3 separate regions of the Homo sapiens genome follow, and all the other regions are linked to region 2. A link is a loop called in an ENCODE intact Hi-C map of the cell type or tissue named here. Cell type or tissue: dorsolateral prefrontal cortex. All regions are shown on one strand.

Region 1 (5,000 bases), 95 kb before region 2:
AAAGAAAATTTCTCCTCCTATTCCCTATACTAGACTTTGAAGTCACTTCTATTTTTTGGTTGCTGTAGAAAGACTGATCCCCCTGCTGCGGGAAAGAGCCTTTGTAGACACACAGATTCATCAAATCTCCCCTAAAACCTCTGGTAGAACTAATGATGTGGCCTTTTTAGTCTGTGTCTTTTATCCTTCTCTTCCCTTCTTCCCAATCCCATTTCTACTTCCCATCATACCCAAGCCATTTTTGTGGCTAACCTTTGAACCCTCTACAAACCACCATTTGTGGCTTCATTTTGAACTCTCTACAAGTTCTTTAATTCCCTCCCTAGTTTAGTTCTGACTTCTTGAAGAAGTGACAAACTATACTTTAATAAGAGGAGAAAATAAAATCTAAATTATACTATATATATGAAGATATGCATAAACAAAAAAGTTAAAAATCAAAAAATAGATCAGCAAAAAATTAATAAGATAAAAATTTCATCTAATCCTATTATTCAGAGACAACCGTTGTTTCCATTTTGATATATACAAATAGTCTTTTCTCAAACAACCATATGTACGTGTTTTTAATAAAATAGGACAATACTATTTATAACTGTCTTTTTATCTCTTCTAAATAATACATTGAAGATATTTTCCATGTCAATCTTTTACATCATTTGAAGTGACTGCATCCAATTCCATTTTGTCAATGTTCATAGTTTATTCAACAACGATCTCATTGTTCTGATTTTCATCTCATTACAGATGCTCTAATGGTCACCTCTATGCCTAATATTTGCACTTGCCAACATAAACAAATAGCTCTAGGTGGAATTACTGTATCAAAGAGCATGCAAAATAGTGGGGACTTCTATACAAATCAACCACGTGGCTGAGATTTGGAATCTGATCTCCTGGAAATATTGAGAGTTTGAGGTAAGGGGAAAGATAAGAAAAGGAGGCTGTTTTGGAAGAATGGGAAGAACATGATTAATGAAGGAGGCCTGAAGGCATTCAGGTAAAGAAATCAGAGATTTGGAAGCTTCACTTATAAACCAAACATCCGGAGGAATGGGGTTCATAGAACACTTCAGAAATCTTAGTCTCCTCCCTGACTCAACTGAAAAACCACCTTTATAGATGGACGACACCTCAGCACTTCCCCATTTATCTCTTGGCATGTTTCCTCAGTGAAACATTTCTCAGATGAAAAACAGATTGCAACATCATGGTCTCAATAGAAAACACAGAGAGAGAGAGCGAGAGATTTTAAAAAGAGAGAGGATTTTAAAAAAAGGAAATTCAAAAGTCAGCATTGTTGATTTCATATAGCATTGCAAATTCCACCCCAACAAATCAAAGCTGCAGTAGGGTGTATACAACCACCATTCTCATGACCTTTGAAATTAGAGATGTGGGATGGCTGTTCTGGCATGTTTGTCTCCTTTGTGACTAGTCCAGTAAGGGTGTTGTCCCAGTTGTCTTAACATCTGATTGAAATAGAACCTTGGAATAAATATAGCAGACTGAGATTCTCCTTTCAGAACAGTTCACAAATACAACTGGGCTGAGGGAGGGACTTTGAGACTGTATCCAATGATGCCATTTTAACCACGGGTTGAGGAAATTAATAATAAAAACTAACATCCTTTGTCTTAGGTGGCCATAGAACATGTCCTCAATTCTGGACCCACATATCGCTTCAAGTCTGAATGACCCTGGAACCCAGAGCAAACATAAGGCACACCCACAAAAGAAGGAAGAGAAGGCAGAAGGAGACTAAGAATAGGAGAAAAGTAAAGAAAAGAGAAGGAGAGAAAAGAAAGAAGTGCAAATGGAAAGAAAGTAGAGAAACTGCTTCACTGCCATCAGTGGCATGAGAATAATGATTTGTTTATCCTGCTCTAAAGAATTCCTGTGCCAGAGGCCTTGAGATATTATAGTCTCTTCTCATCCATAAGAAAAAAAACATTTTCATACAGTTTGCAGTTTGCATAGCACTGGCCCTTAATACACACACACACACACACACATACACACACACACACACAGAGTACTTAAATGGTCTCCCAGAAACAAACAGAGTGAATGTCAAGTCCTTGATGAACTGGTCTGTGATAAGCCAAACATGGAAACGCAGAGGGAATGTACTTCTAGGAAGTCCAATCATTGGTACATTGTGTTGCCTTCAAGGGCGTGGTTCCAACACAACCTGAGTGCAGGATGTTTGATACCCATTCTTTTTGAGTGGGTTCTTTAGCAACAACTTCTCCTAAATGGTAAGCCCTACTTCTCAACACTGTCATCCAGGGTGGAGAGATGCTACAGCTGACAGCAGTGACTGGCAGGAGCCTGGAAAAGTACAATAATATTCTAAGTTGTCTTTAGTCTTATTTTTATTTAGGCTAATTTGCATGAGTGGTTTATGCCAAATGAGGATATTTTTCCTTCTCCTTGGAATAGCTTTATGTGAAAATATCACTCTTTTCAAAGTGCCCAAATATTACTGTGCTGAATAATGAGGCAGATGGAAAATAGGAAGGGTGGAGCAAGTTCAAAATGCTTTATGGTTGGCAGAATAGATGAGCTTTTCAGATTTCCAGCCTCCCTCTACTTTATTCATCTGACAGCACTGTCTGCTCCACCCTGCAAGGATGCAAGGACCAGAGAGGTTCCTGGCTCTCAGCTTCCAGAGGAGCCACATCAACCTCTACAGCCTCCTACACACAACCTATTCAAAGGACATGTGGCAGCTGTCTGTCCCCGGGCTTAGTGTGACGCATTCTAAGGAGTGAACACGCCCAGGGAAAGCTTCCAGGCTGTGGGACATTGCTGCTTGCAGAATTCTGCCTGAAGCATCAACCTTTTTCCAAAAAGAGTATCCAAAATTCAGTGCATTATGGATTCTTAGAAAATGGAAGATTACAAGGAGTTTTTAATCCCTTTCTGAGCAGACAGAAGCAGGAAGCAACCACCAGCTAAATATTTGACTAAATCCAGTTCACAGTTTTGTGTTGCTGGTAACACGGGTATGTCTGCTCCATCCCCAGAAGGGCAGCTGCCATATAGACGGGTTTCAGTGTTGTTCCCCGGCTCCAGCGTGCCTGCCTCTTCTCCCTCTACCCAAACCTAAGCCACCCACCGAGGCCCACGTGAAATGTCAGCAGCAATTCCAGGAAACCTCTCCCGTGTAGACGCCTCCTTTCTGTACCAGTCCTCTCCACTAAACAATTTAGAGATTAATAATGTAGCAACAAGAGAGAGATTAAAAAGCCATCTGGTAAGCAGGCCCTGACACAGCTTAAAATACCCACAAAACCAAAAAGAGATGAGAACTCACAGTAAAAGCAAGAACTTGGGAGTCAGACAAGTTTGAGTTCAATTTCTAGACCTGCTACTTACTAGTTATGCAGTTTTGGGGGTGTTTACATAACCATTTCATGCTTCAGTTTTGGAATAATAATAGTACCTACTATTTTTTGAGATCAGTTGATAGTAATTCTAAACAGTCTAATATAAGTAGCATAAAGATTCGCTATTGCAACTACTGCTTTCACGGCTGGGATGGACCACCTATTGCCGATCCCTCAGGGGAGCCCCACTAACTTCATGACTGATGGAACTAGATTGAAAAGGCTCTGGGTGGTCCACTCATGTCTGACTGGCTGATGTAATCAACAAGAGCCTGCACATGGGCAGGAGGGTCCCTGACCCTCAGTCTCTTCCTGGATGTCAAGAGCTCACAGGGCCAGAGTTCATTCATTCATTCCCTCAATGTTTGTGCTATTATGTGCTGGGCACTTATCTAGGAGCTGGATATAGAGCAATGAACAAAGCTGATAAAAATCCCTGCCCTCGTGGACCTTACACTCTAATTGAGAAAATAGGCATAAAAGTAAAATCTATGGCATCCCAAAGGCATAGGCAGTGCAAGGATGGTATCATCTATTTGAGATAGGGTGGCAGGATGACCTTAGTGAGAAGGTGATGTTTGAATAAGGCTATGACACCATCCCACTTCCTCCCAACATCCCTTCTCCTCAAGAGTTCTTCTCTTTCTATATCCATAGAACTTAGCAAGCACAGGAGCCATGAGCTACTTCTGCAGGCACAACACATGATCAGGAGGGGGAGAGATGATCCAGCTCCTGGCCAGCCCCAGTGTAGAGAGAAATGGTCCCATTAGTCCTGATAGAGAGAGACATGTCCTGCTGATATGGCAGGGACAAGGAGGGTCACTGAGGGGCCCCAGGCAGCAGCAGCAGCAGCAGCAACAGCAGGTGGTGATCAAAGAGTTCCATGTAGGCATCTCCAAAGGAGTTCTAGGGTGGGGAGGATAGCCCTGCAAAGTGGTTCTGACCACTTTTTGGGGAGACAGGTAAACATCCCTTGGCAGCTATGGCTCAAGAAAGTGGAGGGTGGTGACTACAAGGACTGAGAATGCTGCGGACTGAGCCCTCTTGCAGGCAGCGCCCCCCTGGAGACCACAGAGCCTGATGCTGCTAGCACCCGGTTGTGCTGGGAGGTGGAGACGCACAGCTGAGACTTAAGTTTGGTTGCCATCATCATTCCTTCCACCTCTTGGCTTTCCCTTCCAAAGTGGTGGCCCAAAAAGCATCCGTCACGGAAAATGTCTCTTGTTGTTTTTATTTATTAGATTTATATTCTATGTAAGACGACTTTAAGCATCTTGAGGGCAGAGACCAATTCTTACACTCCAATGCCCAAAAAAACTCCCTTAGGGCTAAGTAATCATCATAATAGCTGACACTTCTTGAGCATTGCCACATGCCACTGTCCCAAGTGCTTCATGGGGATTAGGGCTTTTAACTCTCACACCTCTCAGTGAGGTGGTAGCTTTATTATCTCCAGGTGAGGAGATGGAGGCACAGAGAGGTGAATACCTTGTCTGAAGCCACTCAGCCAGGAAGTGGCAGTTTGGCTGTAGCAGTAATGCTACTGGCTGAGTCTCACCCCTGCCGCCCCACAAATCTGTTATTGAAGTCCTGAGCCCTGTT
Region 2 (5,000 bases):
GAGGTCGAGGTTAGAGTGAGCCGAGATGATGCCACTGCACTCCAACCTGGGTGACAGAGCAAGACTCCATCTCAAACAAACAAACAAAAAGAATGTGAGGTCTGAAGTTAGACACCCTGGTTAGAATCCTAAGCCTATCACTTATTATCTCTTTGAGTTTGGCAAGTTACTTAACATCTCTGAGCCTCAGCGTCTTCTACCATCAAATGTTAATAAAATATCTCACAGGTTCATTGTGAAGACATAATAAAGGAAACTACGTAAAAAACTTTGGTAAACTGTTAAGTGATATAAAATGTTATATAATTTGTAGTTAAAATTAGGTTTGAACTTAATATGGCTAACATTTTCACTCTTCTGTGCTTTTACACATGTTGTACCCTCTAACTGTTAAGTTCTCATCCTCTTTATCTATATAATCTGTATTGTCCCGATGTCCCCAGCCTGCCATTTCAAAATGAGGCCACACTTCCTTTTTAAACCAAAATTGAGTTGGCCAAAGCCCCTACATCACCAGGTAGTGTATAAGATCTGTCTTTACCTGGATTTTCCCTCCCAGGGATCCCAAAGAATCACCTTCACTAACTCATAAATCAGTTCCCCTTGCCACTTACCTACTGTCACCCTCCAGGAGCTCAGACACCCTCCAGGCTAGACTCTGCCACCATAGGTTATGGTCAGCCTCCGGGCCCTGTGGCCAAGTGAAGTGCTGCTGAGGGCCTTGTTGGAGCACAGGTGATCCACACAGATGCTGCTTCCTTCAACCTGAATGAGCATGAGCAACCTGCCTGAGCAAGAGCCAGCAAAATGGCCTGGGCTCCAGGGGCACAGTTCTGAGCATTCCCTCTTCTAGGTGACATTCACTATCATTCCCCGAGGCTACCTCATGGTACCAGGTGACTAAGCCAGAGGGGCTCAAGCATCATTTCCTTCCCCAATCTAGGCCAAGTGGCTGAGTCCAGGTTATTCATCCACATCCCCTCCCTTATGTGGAATGCACTACCCAGCTCCATCTGTGCAACATTTGAAAGTGACCCCATTCCCTGAAATAATCCCCTATTGCACACTGCCTGTTATTTTACCTGAATGAATAAAAACCTGATCCACCTCTGACATGATTTGGGTGCAGCACTTAGGCCAGGTTTAATCAGGTTGATGCCCACAATGCCAAGCCCCTGGGCAGTTCCATTGCCAACACTCCTGGGACATCCCTGGTGGCTTGATCAGGAATCTGGCAAAGCCTTAGGGCATTAGCAGGCCCCTACTTCTCCTCACACTGTGCAGCCACTCACTGAAGCAAAGGAAATTGGACTCTGGCTCAGCCAACAATGAACTATGAGAGGATGAGGAGTCAGATCGTGTCCTTTTGAACTATCTTAGGCTGTTTTGTTTCTCCAAATGGGTATTCTTTATAGCTAGACTTAAGAAAGAAAACCTTCCTTGACCACTGTTAGAGGCTGAATTGTGTCCACTCCCAAAATTCATATGTGAAGTCTCAACCCTCCGTACACCTGAAAGTGACTGTATTTGGAGATAGGGTCTTTAAAGAGGTAATTAATATTAAATGAGTTCATTGGGCTGGGCCGTCATCCAATACATCTGGTGTTCCTTTAAGAAGAGGGAGTTTGGACATAGACAGGTACAGAGGAGTGACCATGAGAAGAGGCAGAGAGAAGACGGTCACCCAGAAGCCAAGGAGAGAGCCCTGGAACAGATGTTTCCCTCACAGCCCCCAGAAGAAACCAACCCTGCCAACGCTTTGATCTCAGGCTCTAGTCTTCAGAACTGTGAGAAAAGAAATTCCTGTTATTTAAACCACCCAATCTGTGGTATTTTGTTACAACAGCCTTATCAAACTAACGCAACCACTTAGTGGGGGAGAAAGAAGAACTCCATGAATCAGGCAAGCTTGGGGCCTGAGGCCCTCTTCTGGTCCACTGCTTCCCCATCTGGGTGGCCACAGTGCTCGCCAAGGTTACCCCAGGCTGCAGCTCTGCATTTGATTCCCCCAAACACTCATAGTCTTAGCTCCTCATTTTTAACAATAGGTCTTCCTTGCAGCCACAGGAATTTGAAGCAAGACCGAAGTGCAGCAGATTGGAGAGTGGGGTCGTGGTTTGTTAGCAAGGCAGTGGAAGTGGTCACGATCCTTCAATGACTGTTAAACCTTCATCCGAGTCTGACTCCCATGAACGAACTACTCAGGCAGATGCAAACAACCAACCAGCCTTAGAGACAAACGGACCAGCGAGGAGAGGAGAGTTGTGTGGAGACTGGAGAATGTGTGTTGCCAGCCTGTTTCTAAAAATGGAATAGAAGAATGGTGAGTATCCTTGAGGCAGAGAGAAAGAAAGAAGCTCTCCCATGAATGCTGCTGTAAGGGAAGAGGCATCTGCAACTTGCCTTTCTAACCTACCCAGACTTGTGTTTTACAACTGGCCTGATACTTGTACAGGTAACTGGCCAAGAGAAAAAGTGATCATTTGGGTCTGGTGCTTCTTCCATGTTTTTTTTTTTTTTTCTTAAAAGAAACATTATAAAGCTGAATGTCTGAAATGATTTTGGATTCACACCTACTGTCTATGGAACAGCTTGAAGCTGACTAGTTTAGCTCATTGAAACACTCGGATCCGCTCAGACTCTGCCCACACACAAGAGCTTGGCACTAGCCAGGCTCCAAGAGATCTGGTTCTTGCAAACAGCTCCTTTTGCTTTCTCTCCTTCTGTCAGATTGGGCTGCTCCTTGCTGTCTTTTTCTGGGTCTTGAGGGCAGCTCTTTCCATCCCTGTCCAAGCCCCTCACTTCCAGCTTCCAGGATATGCCAAAATTGACCACTCTACCTCCCTAGGCTAGTCCATAGTGCCACACTCCTATTCTCTCTCCTCCCCTTGATTAAACTTGTATTTCCACACATCTGAACAGGCTGCTGCACAAGCTTCCTTCTCACTCACTTGCTTCCCACCAGCTCTTGTTCTGCTTCCTCTTCTCTCTCCCATAACCAATTCACTCAGACAGAATGGATCTTATGTAACACGCCTCCCTGTCACTTCCCCAAAAGGTGGCTTCCAAGCCCTGGTTGAGGCAGAGACATCTGCATTTCCACTTGCAGAAACAAACACCATGTGGGGCTCCCTGGCACCTCTCCAGGGCTGTGAGATCAGGCACACGCTGAAAGAAGTGCTATCCTGCTTACAACCCACAGTCCCTCCCTGGGCTACCTGGTCACAGATTACACGAGCAATTGTCACATAATCGTCCTGTAATGTCTTCCCAGAGATTTCAACTAGCTCCAAATTGTTTTGGCTAATAAAAACTAAGGAGATTTGCAGGAAACTCCAGATGCATTCAAACACTTGGGGGGATTGAGCAGCCTGAAGGCAGATGAAACTTAACTCAAATAAACATAAGGTAATGTGCATTGGCAAAAGTAATCTAAGATGTGAGTGTATATCTGTGCACTCCAAATTTGCAGCCGCCTCTGAGGAAGGAAATCTGGGAATAGCTCACAATGGATGAAGTGGGCAGAACAGCCAAGGCTGTCCCAGAGTAACTACTCCTTGACAAGGAAAATCGGATCTCATTTTGTACAGACCCCATCAGTGGTCCAAACTGGACTGTGTTGCTTGGTTCTGCTACAGATTCCATAGTGTCACTCTTACTTTCAGTTGTGGGAAGACAACAAGAAGTGGTTTCCAGGTGCTAGCCTCTGAGGCCAGGAGGCTATGCGGTGTTCCTGGTGGGGTAAGTTGAAGTACATGTCTGTGTTTGTCCATTTTTACCATTGATCGCCAAATCCTGGAAGGTGCCGAGTTATCTGCACCTGCTGATTAACCCCCAGGGCCGTGTTTAGATGAAGGACCAGCTTCCAAATTACAGTACCCCCTGACTTCAGACAACTCTCTAATTTGCTACATAAAAATTACTGAAAAGCCGTGTTTTGGTGTGCCATAAAGGGAGTTTAGTTCTTGGACTGGGGGAATATACACACACATACATATAAACACATGTAATAAATATATACATATATGTGTGCCTGCACACAAACACACACATACATCTGCTAATTGTGATTTCTATGGGTATGACCCTGCGTGGTCCAAGAAACCCAGTAGACAGGTAAGTGACTTTACCGGCACTTGAGAAGTACCGCTGTTTGCAGGGCCGGAGGAGGTCGGCACAGGCCTGCCAATCATGCCTTGTTCAGCCAAACCTCTCTCCTCCAAACCTCTGAGAGATAGGGGCAGATGACCACCAGCCCCATATCTTCAGCCTCCTCAGAAAGGTGCTGATACCTGCAAACAGGAGGGGGAGCAATGGCCTATCACTTCCCTCTTGCTGCAGCACCAGGAGCTGAATAGTCTCAAGTCAGCTTGGCTTACCTCCCTTCTCCCACAGTAACCATGCACAGAAAAGGTGCGATAGCACTGAGGGAGGCTGTGGATTGGGAGGAGAGGTGGGGTCTGGAATATTCTCCCTTCTAGAAAGTAGCAAAAGAGTTCCAGTGCCTGGCAGTCCAAAGGCCCCTCGTGGCATAGAGGAGAAAGGGAGACATGGCCACAGCCCCAGCACCAGGAACTGGGCAGGTCCATTTGGCCCACCCATTGCACATGGCTCTATGTCATCATTATCCAGCTGATCATACAAAAGTCCCACCTGGCACGTGGGAGCAGTTCACAGGGTCAATGTATAATGTGCAGAGCTTCCAGGTGTGTGAGAGCCAGTCACTGAGAGCTTTGGGCTTCTTCCTCGGTCCCCAAGAACTGAAGCCATTGCTCCTCTTCCTCAGTCAGCACCAGTGCTTCCTGGGGGCTATATCCTCAGGCCTGCTGGTAAGCAAAAGCCTCCTCAATTTCTCTGGTACCATGATGCCACTGAAACAAGCATACCACCCCATTTGAGGACTTTAGGAGTCTTTTATTTTTAATAATATAGGGAATGGATTCATTTTGTTTATGCATCAAATATTTTTCTTCTGCTCCATACAAAACACTACACTAAGT
Region 3 (5,000 bases), 150 kb before region 2:
TGCTAGGGATGGAGTGGGAACCAAAACAGACATAGTGCCTTCCCCCATGGAGCTGAGTCAAGTGAGAAACACAAAAACATAGGTAAATAAATGACACCAGGCTTGGTGCTATGGAAGAGAACAGAGCAAAGAAGGGCCGTTCCAGGGTAGGGGGGAAAAAGTCATACCTTTTCTTCATCCATCAGTCATACAATCATGACTGACAATTCTGATAATGAAAGAGTGTAACACAAGGAAAGCACAACAAACTTACTTAACAAAGTTTTATGTGACATGAAGTCTTCAGAAATGAAGACCCAAAAACCGAAAGAAAGTTACATTTTTATGTAAGGTCTGAAGAAAAAAGTGCATGGTTATGAAGAAATACGATTGGACAAAAAAGGGTCTGATCTAATGGGAATGAACTGAGGGGCAGTGGAGGTCTGCAGGGCCTGTTTGTCCAGAGTCTTTTCTGTGTCTCTGTAAGACATGCCTCCCCGCAAGGTATGGGGCAGGACACCTGTCACAGGAGGGCTTTCAGCAGGGAAGGGAGAAGGTCAAAGACCTTCCTAGGTTTATGACTTGCTTTGAGATGAAGAATTCTAGTTTCTGTGCCTTGTTTGAGGGAGAAAGCAGGATAGGAGAAGGTCAGAGTGACCTTGTTTCCGAGGCCCTTGTAATCTCTGTCAGTTCAAAGTACCCAGCATACCAAGGAGCCATACTCTGGGGTATCATGTTCTGAACCCTGATATCAGGCAGAGGGAACCACATAGTCAGAGGCTCTGAGATGAGTGTGAGCACGTGAAAGGCCTGAAGGCACCCAGGAGCAGGGAGGCAGTGGAGGAGAGCAGGGATGGGTGGGTAAGGGCAGGACTGCACTGAGGAAGTCCTAGGAAATCATGGTTAAGGACTTTGAGACTTGAGCCCAAACTTAAAGGGCAGTGGAAAACATGCAAGAGCTTTAGAGCAAGAGGGATAACAATATGATCTTTAGCCTTAAAAAAATGTGAACTTTCCTGCAGGCTGAGGAATGGATTGGGAGACAACAAGAATGCGGCCATTGCAGTCATCCAGGCCAGAAGGGACAAGTGCTTGGACTAAGATGGAGAAGTGGAGGTGGGAGGATAGATGATTCCAGAGATACTATAATCTTATAAAACTCGTAAGATGTATTAATGAGATAAGGAAGAGGGAGAGTCAAGATGACTTTAGTTCCTTACACTCATTGGAGCAATTGGGAGACAGAAGGGCCAGCAGAAAAGAACAGGCTTTGGAGGGAAGAAGATGAATTCAGTTTGGGGCATGTGGGGTTTCAGTCTGCATAAATGTGGAAGTGGATAGAGATCCTGTGACATTTTCGCTCTTTAGTGGCTGAAATTGCCTTCTCTGACCCATGGGACTCGGCCAAGTCAACCTCCAGCCCATTCCTTCTAGTCCGGCCCCCTCTGCTGTCTCCCCTGAACCCACCAAACACAACACCGTAATACAGTAACATGAAAATGAATGTTCCCCAGGTCTTCAGTGTTCCTCCTCTGTGCGTTCCTCATTTCCTGGCAAAAGAGGAGTGGGAGAAGCCAATTTCTGCAATTTGCACATTGGAGACATTCTTATTTACCAGATACCACCAGAAAGCTGATCACTGATTCCCAGCAGCCTGTTGCAAACGCATATACCACATGTGGAACTCCAGCTCCTTCAGTAGGAGAGGCGAAAGGACAGCCCACCTCCGTGCTCATCAGCCTGGCTGATGGGATGAAAGCTGCTATTGAAACAGCCCCAGCTTTCGAAAGGCAAATAAAAGTAAACCTCTGCAAGAGAAGCGATGCAGATGAAAACCCACTTCAAGACTCCTTATGCTCTCTATAGTTCATTTTTTCCAAATCCTTTCATTGATTATGTTGTCTTAAAAGAGAGAGAGAACAGAAGTCCTTCGAAGTACCTGAGCTATGCCTGCTATGATTTTTCCTTTCTGGGCAAGTTTTTAGTCGATAGACAGAAAAGGGCCTTTTTCAAGCTATGCTCAGCCTGGAAAATGCTTGCCAAACTATTCTCCGGAAATCCCACCTCACTGACATTTTTCTGCATTCTAACCTGTCTGCTTCTAAAATGCTTGGAACTCTGTAGATAGAAGCATGGCAGATTTTCCCTTCAGGGTAAATGAAGGCCAATGGAGTGAGCTTTTAGGAGCAAGAGAGGAAACTCCTGTCTCTCCTCCTCCCCTAACCCATGCCTCCTCTTCCTCCTTCGCTTCCTTTAATGATTAACAAATATAAAGGCCACAATTAGAGATGTGTTAAATACCTTGGAGGAGAAGTAAGAGAGTGGGTGGGGCTTGATCTCTCAATAAAATTAAACAGGTGTCTTGGCCATTGTCCTCTAGAAAAGCAGGGACTGGGCAAGGAGACAGGTGGTAAAGGTCAAAGGGAAGTGAGGAAGGTCAAGGTGAGAAGTGATTCCACAGGAGGCGCTTTCACTCTGGGCCATACTAGCCAGGAGGACAGCTAGGGGCTTAGCAGATATCTTTACTTGGTACGAGGGACTTCTTCAGAATAACTGCAAGGAGAAGCACACCTCATCTCCCAGAATAGTGCACAGGAGGGAGAAAGGAGAGGAATCTGTCAGGCTCCCTCCTGTCTCTCCTCTCTCATTTGTCAAGTTTCCTCCCAAAGGGAGCTACTCCCCCATACTTCCAGATTATGTAATTCAGTCCCTCGTCTCAGGCAGCCAGATCCCACACCTTACATGGTGGTGTTTTATTCAGCTCCGAAAGTGGCGGGGCAGGAAGCCCAATCTCTCTCTCCGACTGCAAAACCTCATCGAAGTAGTCCTTGTACCTACCATGATCATCCTGAATAAAGTCTGCCTTACCATCTGTCTGAGTCCATTTTCTGCTGCTATAACAGAATACCACAGATGGGGTAACTTATAAAGAATAGAAGTTTATTTGGCTCACGGCTCTGGAGGCTGAGGAGACCAAGAGCACAGCGTCGGCATCTGATGAGGGTGGAAGGCATCACATGGTGAGCAAGCGCGCGAGACAGAGAGAAAATAGGGGCTGAAGTTACCATGTAACCAGGAGCCCACGCCCACAATGACTAATCCACCCCCACGATAAAGGCATCCCTCTAAGCCATTCAGGAGGGCAGAGCCCTCATGGTGGCCTAATCACCTCTTGAAAGTCCTATCTCTTAATTCTGTTATAATGGCAATTAAATTTCAACATGATTTTTAGAGGGGACATGCAAACCATAGCACTATCTTTTTCTGAAAAAAAAAAAAGTGGAGAGGGAAAGCAGAACAGGTGGGGACACTAACAAAAAGAGAAAGAGACGGAGGAGGAAGAGGAGTAGGAGGCTGCAGCCAAGGAAATCTGAAAAGGAACATAAGATCTATGTCTCAGTATAATCAATGACATCATCTTCTTTCCATATACTAGGTTTTAGTAGGAGAGGAAGGAAAAACACAAAGGAGCAGCTGGGTGGGGTATGGCCAACAAGGAGGTGTAGGGAGCACAGTGAGTGTGCCCAGAAGGAAAGGACCAAGGGCACAGGGTTGGCTGTGCATGGGCATTTTGCATCTCAGGAACCCGGGGCCACTGAAGAAGGCTGAGGGCGGGAGCACAGGGCGTCAGGATCCCCACTGCTGGGAGTTAAGCTCTCAGAGAAGCACACAGGCACTTTCACACAGAGGAGAGTGCATGTGAAGCCGGTTGCCATGACTGGTGATGAGGAATGCTGGTCTGTGCCCTAACCTACCTGCCGAGGCCAGCAGAGATGTCAAGATGGTGCCTGATGATGTCCTGTCTCTCTAGTTGGTCCTAGAGTGAGGAAAGTGGTAGGTATAAAACTGAACAGCCCCATTTCCTAAAACAAGTGCAGGGCCAGGCCCTCTCCTTGGCAGAGAAGAACTCAGGGCCTCCTTGAATGATGTTGCATGTTCCGCTCTGCCTTGCCTGGCTGCAGGAACACCACCACTTCCCTCCCGGGCCTCATGCCTGAGAGGGCCTTGTTAGCAGAGCACCCGCATAGGGGGCAGCACTTTCAAGGTCCCCCTGTTAGCTACCTGTTGGCCTCTTGGGAGTAAGTTCATTGGCTTTTCCCTAGCAGAGCCCCGTGAATGCTACAGAGGACATCCAAGGCCTCCTGGACTTTGCACTGGACCCCAAGAGTTAGTTACAAGGAAGCCAGAGGGCTTGGGCAAGATCTTGCTATCCAGTTAAACTGGGCTGTGGTGTTTTAGACCTCCCAAGGCTAGACCTTGGTTGTAACAAATAAACACTATTCATGTGACATTCTACAGTGTGCAAAATGCTTTCAGCTTCACTGGTGCTTGTTTTTTAGTAATGGCCCTGTGAAGTTGCTGATGAGCAATCTAGACTAAAGAGGTTGTTAAGAGGAGTTCCTAAGGTCATATAGCTGATAAAGACTTGAGCTCACATCTTTTATTCCTGAATTCTCTTCCAGTGCTGTGTTAGAAACCTAAAGAGGAGCCTGAGGGAGGAGACTGCATTAATGCAATTATTCTAATTTAGAGACATAGGTCTGAATTCTTGCATCTAAGGTAGCAACCAAGAGCGTTTTAGGCCCTGGTCTTCAGGTGGCACCCACCCTGCACTATCTTGGGCAACAGCCATGAAATCCTCCAAATCATGCATTTGCATTTCTCAGTTATCACCCCTCCCACCTGGACTATTTTGAGAAGGAAAGCAGCAAGCACTTCCCAGTCTGCTTCTCTCTGTTTCTCTTTCTCTTTCTTTCTCTCTCCAACCCCCAGCCCCGCCCCTGCCACCACAAATGCCACTTACAGAGGCTCCGTTTAATAGTATCCATCAGCCTCCCAGCTGGGGGCAGAGATAAGGGTGCAGTAGTTACTCCCCTATGCTCTTCTTCAGGGTTTGAGGGTGTCACTATCACTTCAATTTGGGAGCCCTTCACACAAAGACATGTGTGCTCAATTACCAGTTCCTAGTGTGGAGAGAGGAGGGGAAATCAACTCTGGCACCCAGCCCAACCATGCGTCTC

Evidence for each region. Hi-C counts contacts between places; a loop is a spot of excess contacts. Peaks named below come from ENCODE experiments on the same cell type or tissue, not always from the same donor. Only the 100,000 strongest peaks of a DNase experiment are listed, where the experiment ranks them.
Region 1: a loop joins it to region 2, with 11 times the contacts of the local background. A loop is called at or near these places in 1 of 110 quality-filtered maps.
Region 3: a loop joins it to region 2, with 2.7 times the contacts of the local background. A loop is called at or near these places in 1 of 110 quality-filtered maps.

The regions. Positions count from the first base shown.
Region 1 is chr4:151,958,789-151,963,788 of GRCh38, reverse strand. The region is part of intron 1 of LINC03074 (long intergenic non-protein coding RNA 3074); the gene reads right to left. Among named protein-coding and RNA genes, the nearest start is that of LINC03074, 5.3 kb to the right of the region's middle. In dorsolateral prefrontal cortex, no CTCF peak of the experiment used is centred here; a DNase peak (open chromatin) is centred at 2,748; H3K27ac peaks cover 4,144 bases.
Region 2 is chr4:151,863,583-151,868,582 of GRCh38, reverse strand. The region is part of intron 2 of LOC127898557 (a long non-coding RNA gene); the gene reads right to left. Among named protein-coding and RNA genes, the nearest start is that of LINC03074, 90 kb to the left of the region's middle. In dorsolateral prefrontal cortex, no CTCF peak of the experiment used is centred here; DNase peaks (open chromatin) are centred at 2,672 and 3,122; H3K27ac peaks cover 5,000 bases.
Region 3 is chr4:152,014,195-152,019,194 of GRCh38, reverse strand. No RefSeq gene overlaps it. Among named protein-coding and RNA genes, the nearest start is that of LINC03074, 61 kb to the right of the region's middle. RefSeq lists an enhancer at 4,643-4,802. In dorsolateral prefrontal cortex, no CTCF peak of the experiment used is centred here; DNase peaks (open chromatin) are centred at 2,734 and 3,012; H3K27ac peaks cover 4,640 bases.